2 separate regions of the Homo sapiens genome follow, and region 2 is linked to region 1. The links are chromatin loops, found by intact Hi-C in ENCODE. Cell type or tissue: endothelial cell of umbilical vein. All regions are shown on one strand. Each heading gives the region's core, and the rest is flanking DNA. Links, peaks and the distances in the headings are about the cores only.

What was found. Hi-C counts contacts between places; a loop is a spot of excess contacts. Peaks named below come from ENCODE experiments on the same cell type or tissue, not always from the same donor. Only the 100,000 strongest peaks of a DNase experiment are listed, where the experiment ranks them.
Region 2: a loop joins it to region 1, with 10 times the contacts of the local background. A loop is called at or near these places in 64 of 110 quality-filtered maps.

Annotation. Positions count from the first base shown.
Region 1 is chr15:40,936,361-40,946,771 of GRCh38, reverse strand. It overlaps DLL4 (delta like canonical Notch ligand 4), which reads right to left. Exons shown (of 11, transcript NM_019074.4): 9 at 9,842-10,411; 10 at 9,246-9,354; 11 at 7,699-8,743. The coding sequence ends at 8,738. Among named protein-coding and RNA genes, the nearest start is that of CHAC1, 12 kb to the left of the region's middle. RefSeq lists a silencer at 4,543-5,122 and enhancers at 6,413-6,472, 7,755-8,571. In endothelial cell of umbilical vein, for the core only: CTCF peaks have their summits at 4,739 (motif pointing left) and 8,516; DNase peaks (open chromatin) are centred at 4,861, 5,181 and 6,271; H3K4me3 peaks cover 707 bases; H3K27ac peaks cover 2,914 bases.
Region 2 is chr15:41,014,085-41,022,084 of GRCh38, reverse strand. It overlaps INO80 (INO80 complex ATPase subunit), which reads left to right. Exons shown (of 36, transcript NM_017553.3): 26 at 960-1,185; 27 at 5,870-5,997. INO80-AS1 (INO80 antisense RNA 1) reads right to left here and starts at 5,285. Exons shown (of 5, transcript NR_170322.1): 1 at 5,250-5,285; 2 at 3,457-3,583; 3 at 2,523-2,622. In endothelial cell of umbilical vein, for the core only: a CTCF peak has its summit at 3,280; DNase peaks (open chromatin) are centred at 1,614, 2,714, 3,344, 4,784 and 1 weaker place; H3K27ac peaks cover 2,489 bases.

The DNA.
Region 1 (10,411 bases), core at 927-8,926:
CCATCTCTACTAAAAACACAAAAATTAGCTGGGCATGGTTGCACATGCCTGTAATCCCAGCTAGCTACTCAGGAGGCTGAGGCAGGAGAATCACTTGAACCTGGGAGGCAGAGGTTGCAGTGAGCCAAGATCGTGCCATTGCACTCCAGCCTGGGTGAGAGAGCGAGACTCAATCTCAAAAAAAAAAAAAAAAAAAAAACCAGAGGAAAAAAAAATGCACCAAAACCTAAAGCAGCAGTTTTATGTAAACATTCAAGAGTTTGCATCATTAATATAATTGTTGAGCCACTTATAATTTGGGCAAAACTGTACGTACGTAGAGATTCAGTTGTCAATTTTAAAAATGTGGTCTCTCTGTGATCATAAAAAAAAAGAAGAAAAGAAAAGCCTTCCCAGACATTGCCTCTAAGTTCACCTTGCTCAGATTTGAGCTCAGCTCCACCACGTACCAGCTGAGTGACCCTAGGCACGGTGTCTTTAGTTCTTGGTTTTCTCAACTGTAAAGAGGGAATAGGTAATAGAATTGACCTTGCAGGGTCTGAAAAAGATTGAAAGAAATAATACCGTAGGCAGTACCCGTCACATAGGAACACTCAGCAAATGTTGACTTCTTATTCTCTTTACTTCAGACAATTTCACTTTCCGTTTCATTCAAGGCAGAGCCATAAGTGAACCTCTCATTCTGAAATAGCTCAGAACAAAGTCAGGAGGGAGTGATCAAGGTAAGCATTTTAGGATCAGTAGAGGAAATCTCCAGCTATCTCACTCTCCATCCTCGCCATGCAATTCACAGATTGTTCTAGCAAGTAGGGTGCCAAAGAAATGTGGAGTGTTTTGAGACAGGGTCTTGCTCTGTCATCCAGGCAACTGAAGTGTCTCAATCTCGGCTCACTGCAGCCTCAACCTCCCGGGCTCAAGTGATTCTCCCATCTCAGCCTCCTGAGTAGCTGGGACTACAGGCACGTGCCACCATCCAGCTAATTTTTGTTGTTGTTGTTAGAGACTGGGTTTTGTCATGTTTCCCAGGCTGGTCTCAAACTTCTGCGCTCAAGTGATCCGTCCACCTTGGCCTTCCAAAGTGATGGGATTACAGGTGTGAGCCACTGCATCCGGCTGTGTTTTTTGTTTGTTTGACACAGGGTCTCACTCTGTCCCCCAGGCAGGAGTGTAGTGGCACGATCATGGCTTACTGCAGCCTTGATCTCCTGGGTTCAAGCGATCCTCTCACTTCAGCCTCCCAAGTGGCTGAGACCTGCAGGTATGCACCACCATGCCCAGTTAATTGTTTTTGTTTGTTTTTGAGACAGGATCTAGCTCTGTCACCCAGGCTGGAGTGCAATGGCACAATCTCAGCTCACTGCAGCCTCTGTCTCCCAGGCTCAAGCAATCCTCTCACCTCAGCCTACTGATTAGCTGGGACTACAGGTGCATCCCACAACACCCGGCTAATTGTTTTGTATTTTTATAGAGATGGGGTCTCCCCATGTTGCCCAGGCTGGTCTTGAACTCCTGGCCTCAAGCGATCCACCTGCCTTGGCCTCCCAAAGTGCTGGGATTATAGGTGTGAGCCATCGTGCCCAGCCAAGGCATGTTTCTAAGAGACAGAATGGGTAATGGTCTTACCCAAGCACACTATTAGCAGAACAAACATCCTATTGACAGAACAAACAGTTGCTTGAGCCAAGAGAGATTTTCTGTGTATGCATAGGGTGAAGGTGCTAAAATAAATAAATTAGTAAATAATCCACCATCTATGAGGAACCATACCTCCCACGGACCTCTGAGAGGTAAGTGTGTCTGCAGGTCTTCAGGTCTTGTGCGAAGAGGACCTAGGTCCCACCGACATTCTGGCCAAAGGAGGGGCAGATGGAGTAGTGGATCCCTGCATACAGTCCTCCTCAGAAGAGGGAGAGACAGTCCCAGGCAGCTGTTCTGCAGGGCGTACCAGCCAAACCCAGGGCCAAGTGGGGAAGGCTGCTTGGCCATTGGTCCACGAAAGCAGGGACTGTAAAGATTCACTCATATCCTAGCAAAAGGGTGCCTGGGATGGCGGAAAAACCTGGCTTTCTGCCCATTTTCTAGCCTCCAAGGAGGTGGAGAGGTCCGGCTGACCAGGCACCTCTGGGGTGGCCGGTATTCCAGTTATCCAGAGCTCAGTCCTCGTCTACCTGGAAGGAAAGAAGCTGGGGTTCCAACAGAGGACTGGTGGGTGGTGCTCCCAATTCCAAGGAGACAGAAAAGTACAATTTGTGGGGACAGGAAGCAACCCATTGCAGGGCTGAGGAGAAGCTGTAGTGGGGAGCATTTCAGTGGGGCGACAGGGCTGTAAAGAGAGGAGATCCACAGGGTTGGGGTGAGCCTCAGATCTCATGGAAATGCTGTGGTGTAGTGGGACCTGGCTCTAGAAGAGAAGCCTCAGAAAACCTACATTGTGGAGAAGTCAAGGTGCTCACAAGGGGCCTGGGTGGTGGTGTAGATTCTGCGGCCCACAGGGAGCCAAGGCAGTGAAGCCCTTTAAATGAATGAGAGCAACTGGGATCCCTTCTTCCCTAGGGCCCACTGCTAATAGAATGGAGAATGTCCAGGGCCTTTCAGATCTCCTCTACCAGAGAGACAGAAGAGGAAGCGCTGAGGATGGCAGTTGCTGGTATAGGAATGAAACGGAACAGACTGGGCTTAGTACCATGAGCCTTGCCCCAACACCTGCCACTGTGGGAAAAGGACAGCAATCCTCCAACAAGTCAAATGGCCAGTGCCGGTGTGCAAAACCCCAAGCCTCACCAGGAGGAGGGGTCACTAGAGACAGACAGGCTAGCCATGCCTGGCAGGGCTGTGGCTCTACCCTGCAGGGGGTGCCATGACACGGGGCACTTCTGCGCCAGAGCCGACCTGTTGCTAAATCCGGATTCCTGTGATGCTGGTTACCATCATGAGGGTCTGGCTGTAGACTCACTTGGCTTCTTGGGCCCTGCGTCCTGGCCTCAGAGAAACTTTGGGGATGAAGGAAATAAGCTGAGCCCACTCTTGACCAGAGTGTTAAGGGGTACCATGCCCCAGAGACCAGAGAAAGGTGGTAAAAAGTCACTTGTGGCAGATCTCCAAAGGGAAGGTGACTCTTAAGGACTTGGGGGTCCTGCTGCCCCTTCCCACAGCAAGGGCCTCCCTTCTACCTCTGCCTACATCAGAGGAGGTTGACGTAGATTAGTGATGCTCCTGGAAGGCAGGAGCACATGGAAGTGATGGTGACGGAAACCTGTGATCTCAGCTGCCTTGCTTGGTCCTAGGGCTACTGCTGGTGTAACAGTAGGTAGTAGACAGGCATAAGCAGCAAAGGAGAGGGCCCTCGACCCCCATCAGGAATCTCAGGCAACCGTCAGGTGATGGTCAGGTGGTTGTTACCCTGTCTCTCTAAAATAACAATTGTTGCAGCCCGCACCGGGGAAAGGCAGTCTCTGAATAGAGAGGAACACCTGAAACTGATCAGCAGCTTCCCGACAAGATCTCAGGAGGTGGGCAAGTGGGCTCAAGCGATTACACTAGGAGGCAAAATGGCGGAGCTCAAGTGGTATCTGACCTTCCTCTAGGAATGCTCGAGTATTGAGGGAAAAATGCCTCAGGTGAGCATGTGCACAACTCCAGTAAGCACACTGCACACGCGACCCCTCCCAAGAGCTGGCAGGCCTCAGGCATGCGGACCGCCCATCCTCAGGGAAGAACCAGGGAGGGGGGATGCACGCCAACATAGAAAACCCCAAATCAGAGTTCAAACGCGCACTTGAATCTCTCAAGTCGCCCACTTGACCCTCTTCCAAGTGTACTTTACTTCCTTTTGTTCCTGCTCTAATACGTTGTAATAAACTTTCACTCCTGCTCTAAAAATTGCCCCAGTCTCTCCTTCTGCCTTATGCCCCTTGGTGGAACTCTTTCTTCTCAGGAGGCAAGAACTGAGGTTGCCGCAGACCCCCACGGACTGGATGCTGCTAACACTGGGACTATCCTGCTAGACCCCAACCTCCCTAGGTCCCACCCCGCTGATGCGGGCCGGAGCAGTGGGAGCTCCAGAAAGTGGCTCACTTAGAGATGCGTGAGGAGGATTAACCCACCAGCAGAGGTTACAACACTGCTCACAAACGCTTCCATACATCCTCATTTCAACCCCCCTAGCAACGCCTAACAGGCATTACCCGCAGAGAGGTTAAGGATAAGCAGCTAGATAGTTAGCAGGGAGGTTAAGGATAAGCAGCTAGATAGTTAGCGGCCCTGGGCAGACAGCAAGTCCTGCCTCCAATGCTAATCAGTGTTGAAGGAATGAAGTAGATGGACTTGTCCCAGAGCACCCGGCAATGAGGGGTGGCGCTGGAAGGGAGCTCCAGCCCCATAACTCACACCGGTGTCCGGCCCTCCTCGACCCCATTCTCTTCCCTTGAGGATGTCTCTGGACCAGGATGGCCGGAGGCCTGTTGGGTGGCGAGGGGGACTGGCTGCTGCGACGGCGGGGGCAGGGGAAAGGGCCTGTTCCCCAGGACACTGGGAGGATATTTGGGGGAAAGCCCCGCACTGGGTTCTCCCCATTTTGCCCGCTCGGCTTAGGGGCTCGGAGCCCGGAGGGAGCTCGGGCGTCTGGCCGCCCCCTGCCGCCTTCGTCCCATCGGCCCCGAACGGAGAAAGGGCGGCCCCAGAGAGCCTCCCGGGGTCGGCGGCCCCTCCCGCGCGCAGCCCCGACGGCCGCGCAGCGCCCTCTAGTGCCGGGCAGCGGGGCCCGCGCGGTCCAGCCCGCCTGCCCGCCCGCGGCTCCGCTTCCCGCGGCCGCGGCCGGAGCGAGATTGGGGAGGCAGGAGGCGGAGCCGAGCGGGCGGGGGAGCCTCCGAGAAGCTCGCGGCCTTCGGCGGCTTCCCGGCCCGGGAAGTGAGCCGGGTCGGCTGCCGCAAACAGGAAGTCGGGCTGTAACAAAGAGCGCGGGGGGCGGGGAGCCGCGGGAGCTGCGGGGCACGGCGGCGGCAGGTGGAGGGCTGACCCGGGCGGGCAGGCGCACCTGCCCCTTCCGCCGCCGCGCAGGCCTCGGGGCGCCCTGGGCGCGAGGGAGGGCGCAGCCGCCCAGGGAAGGCCGCTGGGACCTCGCAGGCGCATCCCCGCCCGAGGAAGGGACAGTCACAGTTCCCCCAGTGAATCATTTCCACCCCCTTCCCGGAATGCAGCAAGCCACGTGGGGCGGAGGGCTGGGGCCGCTGATCCTGTGGATCCAGAGGGAGAGGCTGGGAGAGCTGCGGCGAGGGAAGCTACGGAGAGCTCTGTGGGTCCCAGTCAAGAGATGGAGCATCCACACCACCGTGGTTTAGTCTGGTGGCCTTTTCTAGCCTGGGATGGGGGAGGTGGGAGCCACTGTCCTTTTTTCCCTACCCCCTGACCAGGCTGACCCTGGCCCTGAGGCAGGAGAGGAACCCTGGCTGAGCAAGCAGGATAAAGTCATTTCTCCTTCTGCACAACCCCTCCCTGACTCTACCAGCCGAGGGGCCCTGGAAAAGCAGCTGTCCTCAGGTCACCGTGGGGTCAAATTGATTCTCCAGGCAGGGCACTGGCTCCAGGCTGTTAAGGAACTACTAAACTCCGAATTCCCTGGTGAAATACCCATGCAAATTAAAGGTGGGCATTTGCTAACCTGTGGAAGGCACCTCACAGTGAGTCTAGAACCATTATCTGGCCTCCTTTCTGCCAAGCCTAGGAAATCTCCTGTACCCCAGGACACTCAAGTGATCATGAGGGTCTTGGGTGCCTTACCTATCAGAAGGGGCTGGACTCTCAGGAAATCCTGGGGAGAAGGGGCTTCCTCCGCTGTGGCCTGTTTACACCCCAAGTGCCTGCCCAGCTTGTGGGATGTTGTTAAAGGTGGAGCCTGGCATGAGCTGCAGGTCGGAGCTGCCCAGACCAAGTTCCCCACGGGTCCCCACTTTCCCCAGAAAGCCAGCTTTTTTGGTGGGCTCTCCAGCTCCCCATCTAGTGCATCAGAGCAGCTGTGAGCTTTGCCAGCCAACTCCTCTCCGGGGCTCTTCTCTGCGAGTCTGGCAGCCTGTGCAGCCCGTCACAGCCTGGTGTTGTGGACGTGCAGGGCTGCGGGTGTCCTACCTGTCCCCCACATGGGAGCCTCGTCATCTTGCCTTCGTGTCCCAGCCCAGTTCCCCCCTCCCGTACACCCCTAGGGCCTGGGAGCTGCTTTCCTGTTTCATTTTGGGCAGGAAGAGTGAGGTCGTGTTGTTCTTCCCCCTGCTGCCGGCTCAGGCTGTGGGAACGGTTCCCTGAATGCTTTCCTGTTTGATACCCTGTGTGTACAGTGAAGGGAACAGGGAGCGATGAGTGAGGCGTGGAGCGTGTGCGTGCTCCTGTGTCTCTGGCATAAGCACCCAGGTCTGGGGTGGGCATGGTGTGTCTGTGTCAAGGAGAGAGGAAAAAAGGGAGGGCAAGTAGCACTCCAAACCCTTGGACTCCATTAGGAGCAGGGCATCTAATGGGTCTATTTTGCTTTACTGTGGACAGGCTGAGAGCTGGGAGCATCTGCTCAGCTTTTTGTCAGTGGCTCATTTTTTCATAATTTGCTCTCCATGGAGGAGCATATTTTCGGCTATAGAGAGGGCTGTGGCACCCTAGGGACTATCCTGTGCCTTAGAGGAAGCTAGGCATGAAACTCCTAGTGAGACTGGAAACCCCCTCATTAGTGCCTCAGCAAGAGAAACCTGGACTCAGGGAAGGCTACCTCCTCCTCCCCTTTCTCCCTGTCTTTGCAGTCTTCAATAAATTCTAGCAGCCCTGGGCAGACAAGGTGCTCAGACTCTCAGCGCTCTTGTCTGCTACAAAGAGGAAAAACAAGGCAAACCTCCCTCCTGCCCTGTCTCCTGAGACCTGTACCCTGCTGGGGCTAAGAAAAGAGCCAGGCACCCTGCAACAGCAGGAGGAAGGACTCAGATGTCACCAGGGTGCAGAGGCCCTATCCCATCCACCGACGAGAGAATGCTTTTTTTTTTTTTTTTTTTTTTGAGATGGAGTCTCGCTCTGTCGCCCAGGCTGGAGTGCAGTTGCGCTATCTTGGCTCACTGCAAGCTCCACCTCCTGGGTTCATGCCATTCTCCTGCCTCAGCCTCCCGAGTAGCTGGGACTACAGGCACCCGCCACCACACTGGGCTAATTTTTTGTATTTTTAGTAGAGACGGGGTTTCACCCTATTAGCCAGGATGGTCTCGATCTCTTGACCTCGTGATCTGCCCGCCTTGACCTCCCAAAGTGCTGGGATTATAGGCGTGAGCCACCGCTCCCGGCCAAGAGAATCCTTTTGAATATGAGAAAAACAGGCAGAACTAGGGAGCCCCATAAGCTTTTTCAGGCTTGAAGAGAGGAAGGAAGAAGTGATTCAGGTCAGGAGGAACATGCCCCAGGAATGGTGAGGGCATAAAGAGGGAAGGGGGCACTGTACCAACTCAAAGTCAGCAGGCAAGGAAGGCTGGCTGAGGCTGGGGACTAGATGGGTGAGGCTCGGCTCCTCAACGAATGGAAGAAGACAAGGGCCTGGGGTACGACATGCCAAATCCAAGTGTCTGCACGGGTCCCAGGGGTTCCGGCGGGGCACATGGCAGCAGTAGAAGGGAGTTTAGAGTTTTTTGGGTGAGAGGGCAGGGGTACCATCACAAAGACAGGACCCAATAAGTAATAAACTCCTGTACACATCTGTTTCATATTATAAATACACATTATATACAAAATAATGTTATAAAATGTAGAAAGGTCAGTGCTTCTGATTCTTAAATTATTGAAATACTAGACTCCAAAATAAACTACAAAAAAAAAAAAAAAAACAAAATAAAAACTCATATTATTGATTTCTGAAGACCAGCTTTGAGGGTGGTCTGGGGCAGTAGTGGACCAGAGCCCAGGCTCGAGGTTGTGGAGATGGGCTTGAGGGAGGAAAGGGCCCAGGCGGCCGCAGCACCTGATTTCCCCCTCAGTGGAATTTCCAACACACTGCCCTGAGTGCCCCAGTTAGGCCTGGCACCCTTGGCTGGTGGGAGGGGCAGGCCCTCTGCCTGTCTGCTTACAGAAGCCCAGGGCCAGAGGGTGGTGGAAGCCGGGTAGACGGACATTCTTGCCCAAAGGGCCTAGACCAGAGAGCCAGGCCTGCATACAGTAGTTGGAGGCATGGGGCAGAAAGCACTCCCCTCCCTCGAGCACTCACCTCACCTCCAGGGCAAACCCCAGCAAGAGACGCACCCAGTGGTTTTCCAGCCCACAGGAGGCCCTGCCCTCATTGGCCCCCTCTCTCCTTTCTGATTTGGGCCCAACTGTCGCCGTGGAGCCTGGGCCAAAGGCACTTTTGGAAACACGGATGCCAGTGGAGGCCACAGCAGCTCCGGGCCCCATGGGGCTACTGCCACTCTCTCTGGAAAACAGGCCGGAGCCCCGGAAGGAGCCCCCTGAAGGCCACTACTGGCAGGGCAGTGCCCAGTGGCATCTCTCTTCTCTTCTGTTCCTCTGGTTGGTGCAGCTGCCAATCTGATGCCAGACAGACACCCAAAGGTGTGGAAGGGTATTGCATCTCTTGGCAAGTTCACAGTCTGTCCGGTTCCTGCCATTCCCTCCTCCTCCTGAGAGCAGCACGTTGCATATGAAAAACGTCCCATCCAGGATGCAATGTAAACAATGCAGAAGGAAGGTCCAGCCGCGGGGCTGAGCAGGGATGTCCAGGTAGGCTCCTGCCTTATACCTGGGAGCAAGCGGAAGGCAGGGAAACAGGTTACCCTGGGCATGCGCACTCCCTCCAGGCCCTCCCTGGGCCTCCCTGGGAGAAGGCGATGGGGCAGGCAGGGGCTAAGGGCAGGTGGGGCAGTCCTCCCCAGTCTTCGGCCCAACACACACACGGGCCTGGGAGCTTGCGCTCATGAGGTCAATGGAGGAAGCCAGTGGGAAGGGGCAGGAAGGGCACAAGGGGTGAGGGGCCCCCTCACCCATCAGAGGCTGGCCAGCAGTGCCGTGGCTGCCCAACCCAGCACCAATACAGCAGGAAAGGACCAGACCAGGCTTGCCGCCATGGTTCCTGTTTCACACCCTTAGTGGCAATGAGGCCAGCAGGGACCCAAGAGTCCACTGAACTTGGCCTGCCAAGGCAGGGTTCTGACCTACCCTTCAGGAATGGCCCATGGGTCAAGAGTGACCAGGCCACTTTCCCTCCCACAAAAGGCAGAAGGAAAGGCGAGCCCAGCACTCACCTCCGTGGCAATGACACATTCATTCCTCTCCTCTGATATCAAACACACAGACTGGTACATGGAGTCCCTGGGGGAGCATATCGCTGATATCCGACACTCTGGCTTTTCACTGAGGGAACACAAGACAGGCGTGTAAGGGAGGGACGGGGAGAGGCTTGGGGGGAGGGAGGACCCTGGAGAGCCAAAGGGCATCTGCAGGGTGGTTCTTGGGGAAGACACAGGGGCTGGACGTGCCCAGTGCTGGGCTGCTGCAGGGGGGCACTTAGGAAAAGGCCCCTAAGAGAGTCACAGGCCTCCCAACCTCACCAGAAGGGTCTGAGCCCTGCATAAAGCCAGTGCTGCCACTAGAGGCAAGCCACACTGTGGAAAGACGGAAGTCACAAGAGACACCCTAGGGACACTTGACATGTGTGAATGAACAAATGAATGAATGGGAGGGAAGGACAAAGGACCCCTGACAGAAATCCTACTGGAGGATCTTCCTGTCAGTAACAAAACCTCAGCTGCTTAACTGCTTCCCGCCTGGCCTAAGAGGAGCCTAGGCAGAACCATGTCGGGGCCGGTGGCCAGGCCCTGGGCTTCTGGGTGCCACTCACCTGTGTAACCGCAGTGGCGCCTTCTCTCCTAAGCTCTTGTCACTGTGGGGAAACTTTCCTGGCATGGTCCCCCGCCCCAGGGGCCCTGGGGCCAGATTATAGTCCAATGTGTGGTTTTGCTGTTTGCCACAGTTGGACTTGTCCAGGCCACAGTCCACTTCCAGCTCCTTCTTCTGGTTTGTGTTTTTAAGCTGGGCGGCAGGAATCAGGTTGTCCTTCTGGAAGTCCGACAAGTTGTTCATGGCTTCCCTGCTGCCGTCGTCCGGCCGTCGAAGCCGCAGCTGCCGCACAGCCACTGCCACCATGCCCAGCAGTACCAGCAGCACTGCCAGCCCCACACCCAGCGAGACGGCCACCCAGGGGAAGCTGGGCGGCAAGCCCACGGGGAACTCGCAGCGGCTGCCCACAAAGCCATAAGGGCAGTTGCACACAAAGGTGTCTGTGGAGAGGTCGGTGTAGCAGGTGGCCCTGTTGAAGCAGGGACTCGAGGCACAGGCATCGATGGATGTCCGCACCTCACAGCGTCGGCCAGAGAAGCCGGCAGGGCAGGTGCACATGAGCCCATTCTCC
Region 2 (8,000 bases), core at 1-8,000, 76 kb before region 1:
AGTTTTAGATTTTCAGATTAGGGATATTCAACCTGAAATGGGCTTTCAGCATATTTGTCAGCGTGGGCTTGACAGATAATCACAGCCTCCACATTTTAACAAAAGCTAGCCTTGTCATCTTCAAGTTCCTTACCAGTTGACTTCACAGGTATCTGAATACTGCCTATTAGAGTAGGAATAAACCCAGATAGCCAAAGAAGGATAAAATCTGTGTTTCTGAATTGGCAGGAGCCCTCTACTCCATCGAGTGAGCAGCAGCTGAGTGTTGTTTGGTTATACCTTGTATTGAGATAAGAATTTGTGTATAGCCTTTGGCCAAGCCAGGAAACAAATCTGCTACTCTCTGGCAATTGCTTCCCTACCCTCCCCTGCCTCCGCACTCCCCCTTCCCCAGTTTATGGCCTGAAAGAAAGTTTCTCTTCCATTAGGTTTGTCAGTCAGCAACCTGGTCAGGGAAGAGGAGAAAGCTGTTGATAAATTTGGGAGCTTTGCCACAAAAGCATTAAAGATGACTTCAAATATGCCAGGCCAATATTCTTTAGTTTTTAAATGAAGTCTGACTAGCTGCAGCTCCCTTTCTGGCATCACCATCATGCATATGGTTAAGAGAACTTTGCCAAGAACAATATCTAGCAGTGAAGGGGAGGTGGCAAAATGATCAGATATATATGCATATAATAGAGTTATTGCTGACCTGGTATTCTCATTTATCTGCAAACTCCAGCTCTCTTTGGATCTTTAGTTTGTTTGCAGGTTTCATTTTATAAGAGGTTGGCTTTTTATCTGGAAAAGCTCACTAAGTCATTCATTAGGGACAGCTTAGTGTGCCAGAACAGATATTTAAAACCACTAGTCTAAGAACTATCCACATTAGTCTGATTTCAAAGTTGAGGTTCCCAAAAGGCATAGTGTGTATGGACAACGTGAAAGAGCCATCTCATGTGAATCTTTAACTGCAGGTTACCGCAGTGCCATTGGATTCTTACTGCAATGACCGAAGTGCAGAATATGAAAGGCGAGTTCTGAAGGAAGGAGGGAGTCTGGCAGCCAAGCAGTGTTTGTTGAATGGGGCCCCTGAACTGGCTGCAGACTGGCTAAATAGACGATCACAGTTCTTCCCAGAGCCAGCTGGAGGTCTGTGGAGCATCAGACCTCAGAATGGCTGGTCTTTCATCAGGATTCCAGGTGAGTTCTCAATCCTCTTGGAATGTGTTCCTCGCTTTGGCAAGGGGAGAACCAGGGTTATCTTCATGTGGTCCTTTCAGATATTTGGAATTTACTGTTCTTGAGGTTTCTGCTTCCTTTTTTGGCCTTAGTAATTCATAGGTAAGAATATTAGTAATTTATGATGAGTGGAGAGAGAAATGTTTTTAGATTTGTGCTTAAATACACTCCTTTGACATGCTTACAGCTGAGAAAGAAATGCCACTCTTAAAAAAAAAAAGGTAGAAATAAACTTAGTAGGAAAGGCTCTAGGTTGAATGAGTACGGTTGTCTTGTGCCATTGCCAGTGGAATGAATGAGAATGTCGTCACTCACAGAAAGCCTCATTTAAATAGCATAAACAGTGTCCTACATGAAGCACTAGAGATCTGAATGATAACAAGAGGAAAAACAGTGCATTCTATGCCAAAATACTAGCAGATTCCCAGATCCCCTAGGGTCAAAGTCGGGGGTTGAAAGGAAACTAGGTTTTCATCTTTGCCTTAGTGAGACTACTTTTAAGGAAACTGAACACAGATAATTCATAGGCTCACGTTCTTTGCTTACACCTGCAGGCAAACTGGAATGGTAGCTTGGAGCTATAGTGTTAGTTTTGGTTGTCCAAAATCTCTGACATTTTGACTACATTCCTTTTTTTTTTGAGATGGAGTCCCGCTCTGTTGCCCAGGCTGGAGTGCAGTGGCGTGATCTCGGCTCACTGCAAGCCCCGCCTCCTGGGTTCAAGCCATTCTCCTGCCTCAGCCTTCCAAGTAGCTGGGACTACAGGCGCCCACCACCACGCCTGGCTAATTTTTTGTATTTTTAGTAGACATGGGGTTTCACTATGTTAGCCAGGATGGTCTCGATCTCCTGACCTCGTGATCTGCCTGCCTCAGCCTCCCAAAGTGCTGGGATTACAGGCGTGAGCCACCGCGCCCGGCCAACTATATCCCTTTTACTGGCATGTAATGGAAATAAACTAGAGCTAAGCATTCAACAGAGGTCTTCTTCTGTCTCTAAGAGATAACTGGATTCCAGTGTGTAAGGCCTGGTTTTTCCACTTTATTTTAACTTTGTCAAGTGTCAAGGGGTTTGCCCCAGCCTGTTAGTGCTTTGAGAACTCCAAGATGTCTTTCTGCGTATCTGAAGGCAGTATTACACATGGCCTTGTAGCTGACTTAAAGCACATGCAGTGAGTGGAAATATATTGTTTGAAAATCAGTGGGGGAACCTAAGTGTAAAGCAAGCTGGTAAGGAAACTACAGAATCCCAGGCAAGAGATGAGCACCGTTATTGAAAGAAGCAAGATAGCACCTTACTTCTTTTTTCTCCCTTCTTGGTTCTGGCTCCTAAGTTCCCATTACAGGAGTAGATGGCTTATTGCTGGCGTTGTGGGAATCTCTTGTGGCTTTTCCTGTTCTTTGAAAGAAAAATGGACCTTGTTTAAATAGCAGGAAGCGTCTGAGTTCTTTTTGCATCGATAAAAAGCACCAGCCTCACTGGCTGTTTACTGTGAGAACCAACCAGCTCCTCACCCCATTGTGCTCTGTAGACTAGCTGGGACAGGGCGGGGGTTGGGGGTGTCTCACTGGAACCCTTTATCATCTCTCTTTCCTTTATACTTTTACGTTTTCTCTTTCCCTGAGAAGGGTTGCTTCCATATTCCTTGAGAGACTGACCAAAATCTTCTGGGTTTCACACCTTTTCTTCTCCATGTTTCACCAGAAAGATGTACAATCCCTTCAAAAGTCCCCTTTCCTTGGAAAAATGAGATATTATTTAATCTTTTGCCCTAATTTTACTGCCATAGGCTACATTCTTTTTATCTCTGAACAGGATCTTACACCGTGGATGGTAAAAACCTGTGTCTAATGAAAGTACTATAGGATTGTAGGAAAGTTTGTAAGAGAGTAGGATAGGTTTGTTCATTTAAACATTTTTTAAGCTCCTGTTTTATTTTATTTATTTTTAACACCCAATGATCCAGAAAGCTCCTGTTTTAAAGAAGGGTCTGGGCACAGGTTTGACTTAGCAGAATCAGCTGGATTTCCAGAGAAGTGTGTTCCTTGTGTCTCTGTATCCTGCTTAGCGACAGGTGGAGCTCTTGTCCAGTGCAACTTAAGTGACTGCTAAAAACTTGGCTAACAAATACCAGCCCCAGAAGTCACTCTAGTGTGTTCAGAGAAAGAAACCTGTTTTTCCTGCATATCTTACTAAGGACAAATACTAGAGACTGATTTTCTCCATGCTCACCAGCAAATCAGAGATAGTGTTCATTTTGCTGAAGTGTTTTAAGGCTGTTGCTGAAGTGTTTCTTCTTAGTCATTTTCCTTCAGGGCAGTACAAAGAAGTCCAGTCCATCCACTTCTCCCTTCCCCACCTACACAATAACAAGATAACAAGCTGACAGCAGGTACCACTTCTTGCCTCCTTTAGTCATGTTAGAGTTCTGTCTTTATAAGTATATGCACATCTTTATTTCTGAGCTTTTCTAATCCTAGGAACAGTTCATTCTGATTAGCAAAGTAAAGTAGATGTGGGAGGCAGGACTGTTTGAAAACCATTGAATCATGATTTTGAAATAATTGAAGTTTCTCAAAATTCAGACATAAAACAAATTTTTATATGCATTAACATTTGTGCTAAGAGAGTATATCTAAATGGAGAAAGAAGATAAGCAGGCTACAGAAATCTTACGAACTTAGCTTGCCCACCCTCACTCAAGGGCTGAAAAATATGTGGTCTTTTTTTTTTTCACCTTGTGCTTTTAATGAGAACGGAAAGAAGTATGTCTAAAGCTGATTGGTAGCTCTGTGGTGAATGTTTAGGAGCTATCAAAATTGAGAGACCTTAGGGAATTCAATTACTGGAGAAGGGTAATTGTGGTAAGAATAAAACCTTAAAAGTTGTTATGAAAGCTTTGCTGCCTGCTCAGACTTGGAATTTATACAGTACTCCTTGTCTGGTGCCAGGGAGAGGGCTTAGCAGTCAATTCTGTCCCAGCTGCAGTCATTTGATTGTGTTGGTAAGGAGACCAACAAAAAGAAGAGCATTTCAATAATCTAAACAGGACCAAACAAAGAGACTGAACAAAGGTGTGTGCCACAGCTTCAGGGAGCGGGTGGTGGAAGGAGACATGGCCTGGCAGCATTCTGAAGGTGGGAAATGGCAGGCTGCAGTGCAGAGGGAGTAAACAGCCAGGACCTGTGGCTTTGTAGCAAAAACAGAGTGGCTGATGATTTGTTATGGTGCTGTCAGCACATCCGTTCTTGTTCCTTGTATACAATAATTGTGCATTTGGCAAATTGTGGCAAGAACAGAGAATGACTGTTGAGAACTTTTGGATTGCTGTCAACGGTCAGACTGTGGTTCTGAAGAAAAGCCATAGGTTCAAACCCAGAAACTGAGGAGGAACATTGTGTTTTTCTTTTAGTTGTTAGTTGTCTATATAATATCTCCATTCTTTCTCTCTCCCTTTTTGTGTCCTATGGCCACTTCCACATATACTCTTACCCAACCCCTTAAACCTAAACTCTTCCCCTCTTAATGACAGCAATTGTTCAGGGCATGTTTATGGACCAGTCTGCAAACAGGAAACTCTACTTCCTGAATATGATAGGAGTTAAATGATACTAACTGGATAAGATGAAAATTTGTGAGTTAAGTGTTCTTTAAAGATCTGTTGCTGAAATGCTTTTCTTGTGAGAAGAGGAAAGAGAAAGCACAAGTTAGTGAGTGAGAGGAGCTTCACTGCAGAGAAACTCAAAGTCAGTCTTTCTGAAAAGCCCTGCTTTCTTTATTGAATTAACATACAACTAGGGTTAACGACATTTACCAGTCAACCTATTTGCAGTCCTCCAAGAGAGCTAGTTTTGGGTTTAAAAAAAAAAAAGGGTAGGGGGGCTGGGTACCATGGCTCAGCACTTTAGGAGGCTGAGCTGGGAGGATCCCTTGAGCCCAGGAGTTCAAGACCAGCCTAGGCAATATGGCAATACCCTGTTTCTACAAAAAAAGAGAAACAAAATTAACTGGGTGTGATAGCTCACTTGTAGTCCAAGCTACTCAGGAGGCTGAGATGGGAGGATCACTTGAGCCCAGGAGGTCGAGGCTGCCATGAGCTGTCATTGCGCTGCTGCATTCCAGCCTGGGTGACAGAGTGGAACCCTGTCTTGAAAAAGGGAAAAAAAAGAGAGAGGTTATAAATCTCTTTGTTTACTTTTCTCCAAAGGCAGGTAGGATACGTTCTCAATGCTTTCAGAACTAGCAGAAACAGATATCTAGAGATAGGATGAACAAAGAAAAAACAAAATTTTCAGGTCACTTAACAGCAGATTGACATAGATGTCACCCATAGATGTCCATGTATACCTGGTGTCCTCTGAGTAAGGATGTGGAGCAGGGATGCTTTTAAGTGCCTTAAGAGCACATGTCTGATTGGGAGTGATCAGGGAATCTGCACTTCCCCCTTTGGGGATGTTTTTTCCCAGGGCACTCCTGGAGTCGTGATATTTTCAGGGCGTTGCATTCTCCCTTTAGAGCACTTTTCTGATCTCATGATGACAAGCATCTTGGTTTTAGTGATTGTGGTTGCATACAGCTTTGCATTGAGTGATTTTGTCGCTTCAATTAAATACAGTTCCCCCTCACCCCCTTTTCTTCTCCCCAGGCAAGGAGAGCCTCATCACTGACAGTGGAAAGCTGTATGCCCTTGATGTCCTGCTGACTCGGCTCAAGTCTCAAGGGCATAGGGTCCTTATCTACTCCCAGATGACCAGGATGATAGACCTACTGGAGGTAGGAGAGGGAATCTTGGGGACCTAGGATACCTTGACATTTAATTTGTAGGAATCAGATGTCCATGACTAATGTTAGTCCTGCTTAATGGGAGCCCCAAAACTCCCTTTTGTCTTTTTTCTTTTTCCTTTTTTTTTTTTTTTGAGACAGAGTCTCACTCTATCACCCAGGCTGGAGTGCAGTGATGCGATCTCGGCTCTGCAACCTCTGCCTTCCAGGTTCAAGGAATTCTTCTGCTCCAGTCTCCCGAGTAGCTGGGATTACAGGCGTGCACCACCACACTCAGCTCTTTTTTTTTTTTTTTTTTTTTTTTAAGTAGAGATGGGGTTTCGCCATGTTAGCCAGGCTGGTCTTGAACTCCTGGCCTCAAGTGATCCACCCACCTCAGCCTCTCAAAGAGTTGGGATTACAGGCATGAGCCACCACACGCAGCCCCCAAAACTCCTTTTTTTGATTTTACAATCTATAAAGGGAGCAGAGTTAGCTCCTGGCATGGGGAGTATGTGAAGGACTTCTGCCCCCTGCCCTACACCAGTGAAATAGAACACCCCTTACATCCTTTTACTAGGGAAGACATTTCTTAATTTTAAAGTAGGTCACAGCCTAGGAATCTAAAATTATGTATGGAAAACAAGATTTAGGATTAGTTCTCTGCGTAAAAAAGCAGAGAACAGCTATTCAACCTGAGTTAATATAGTGATTCTCAACTTGACTACATATCGCAATCACCTGAGAAGCTTTAAAAAAATATGGATTTCTAGTCCTATTTCCAGAGATTCTTATTTATTACATTTGAAATGAGGCCTGGGCATCAGGATATTTAAAAGGTCCTGGGGTGATTCTAATATGCAACCAGGCTTGACAGCTACTAAGTTAGTGGAAAAGATATGACTGTGCAAGGCAGCTTTTGTTTCTTTAATTGCTTCTTTGTTGAAGTTTTTCTTTTTCTTGTCTGAGTGGTGACTTATTTTTTAAGGGACAGGAGGTCACAGACCTAGAAACAGGAGAGTGAAAATGAGAACAGATAATCACAAACTAGTACAATAAGTCTTTATATAAATAAAGTTTGAGAGGCAGAAGTACCTGGTTGTCAGAAGTACATAAATGTTCTCATGTTTTTACATGTGTAAGGCTTCATACCCTCGCCCTGCTACACCAGGGAATCGTAATAAGTAAGTGGAAATTGTACTGTTATTTTCCTTATCTAGGAATAAAGCAATAGGGACCATATCAGTACAGAAGGAATGAAGGCTAGCATTAAGGAGGGTTTTCAGGCTTTTTGGAAGCCAAGATTGGCTTGTTGAATTTTGCAATGAATTTATCTGAAATCAGTGGGAGGTTTCTTTTAATAATCCGGCAACTTCTTTTAGCAAGAGACATAAATGATTTTTGGGGTCAGTTTCAGCACTAAGTCTTAGGTTTCATAGCCCCTTGAATGCTGTTGACAGACTAAACTCTCTGGTTTGTATTATGAGTAGGCCACTTATTCCTAAATGATGGAAGTGCTTATGAGTGAATGTAAGTCACCATAAGAGAGGTGATTAAGCTGTTGTGTTTGATGTATATATTAACTATGTTAAATATCCTAACAGTAGTAATCCAAAATAAAAGGACTGCCTGCATGTCTAGTGTTCTGTTCAAACAGATGATCCCAACAGCCAAAACAACATGAGTAACTTTTCCTGCAGTGGGGCTCTTTTTAGGTAAAGTGCACTTTCCTTGTCCTCAAGAGGCAGGGAAAGTATAGCTAAAGTAGTGATCTTCAGCTGCTAACAATTAAAGAAAAAGCAGTATGCTAAGGATACTGGTAAGGGACATAATGGTATTTCTTTTCCAAGACTATAGTCTTACATGTTGATTCATATGAAAGGAAAGTTCCAAGGGAATGTGAATGAGCAATCCAAAAATAAACTAGCTTCGGTAGGTGAAGGTGAGTGTAGGTGGTTTAAGTTTGATACAGCCTTTATTATAGTCCTTCCCTCGGTGTATCGCACACTTCTAGG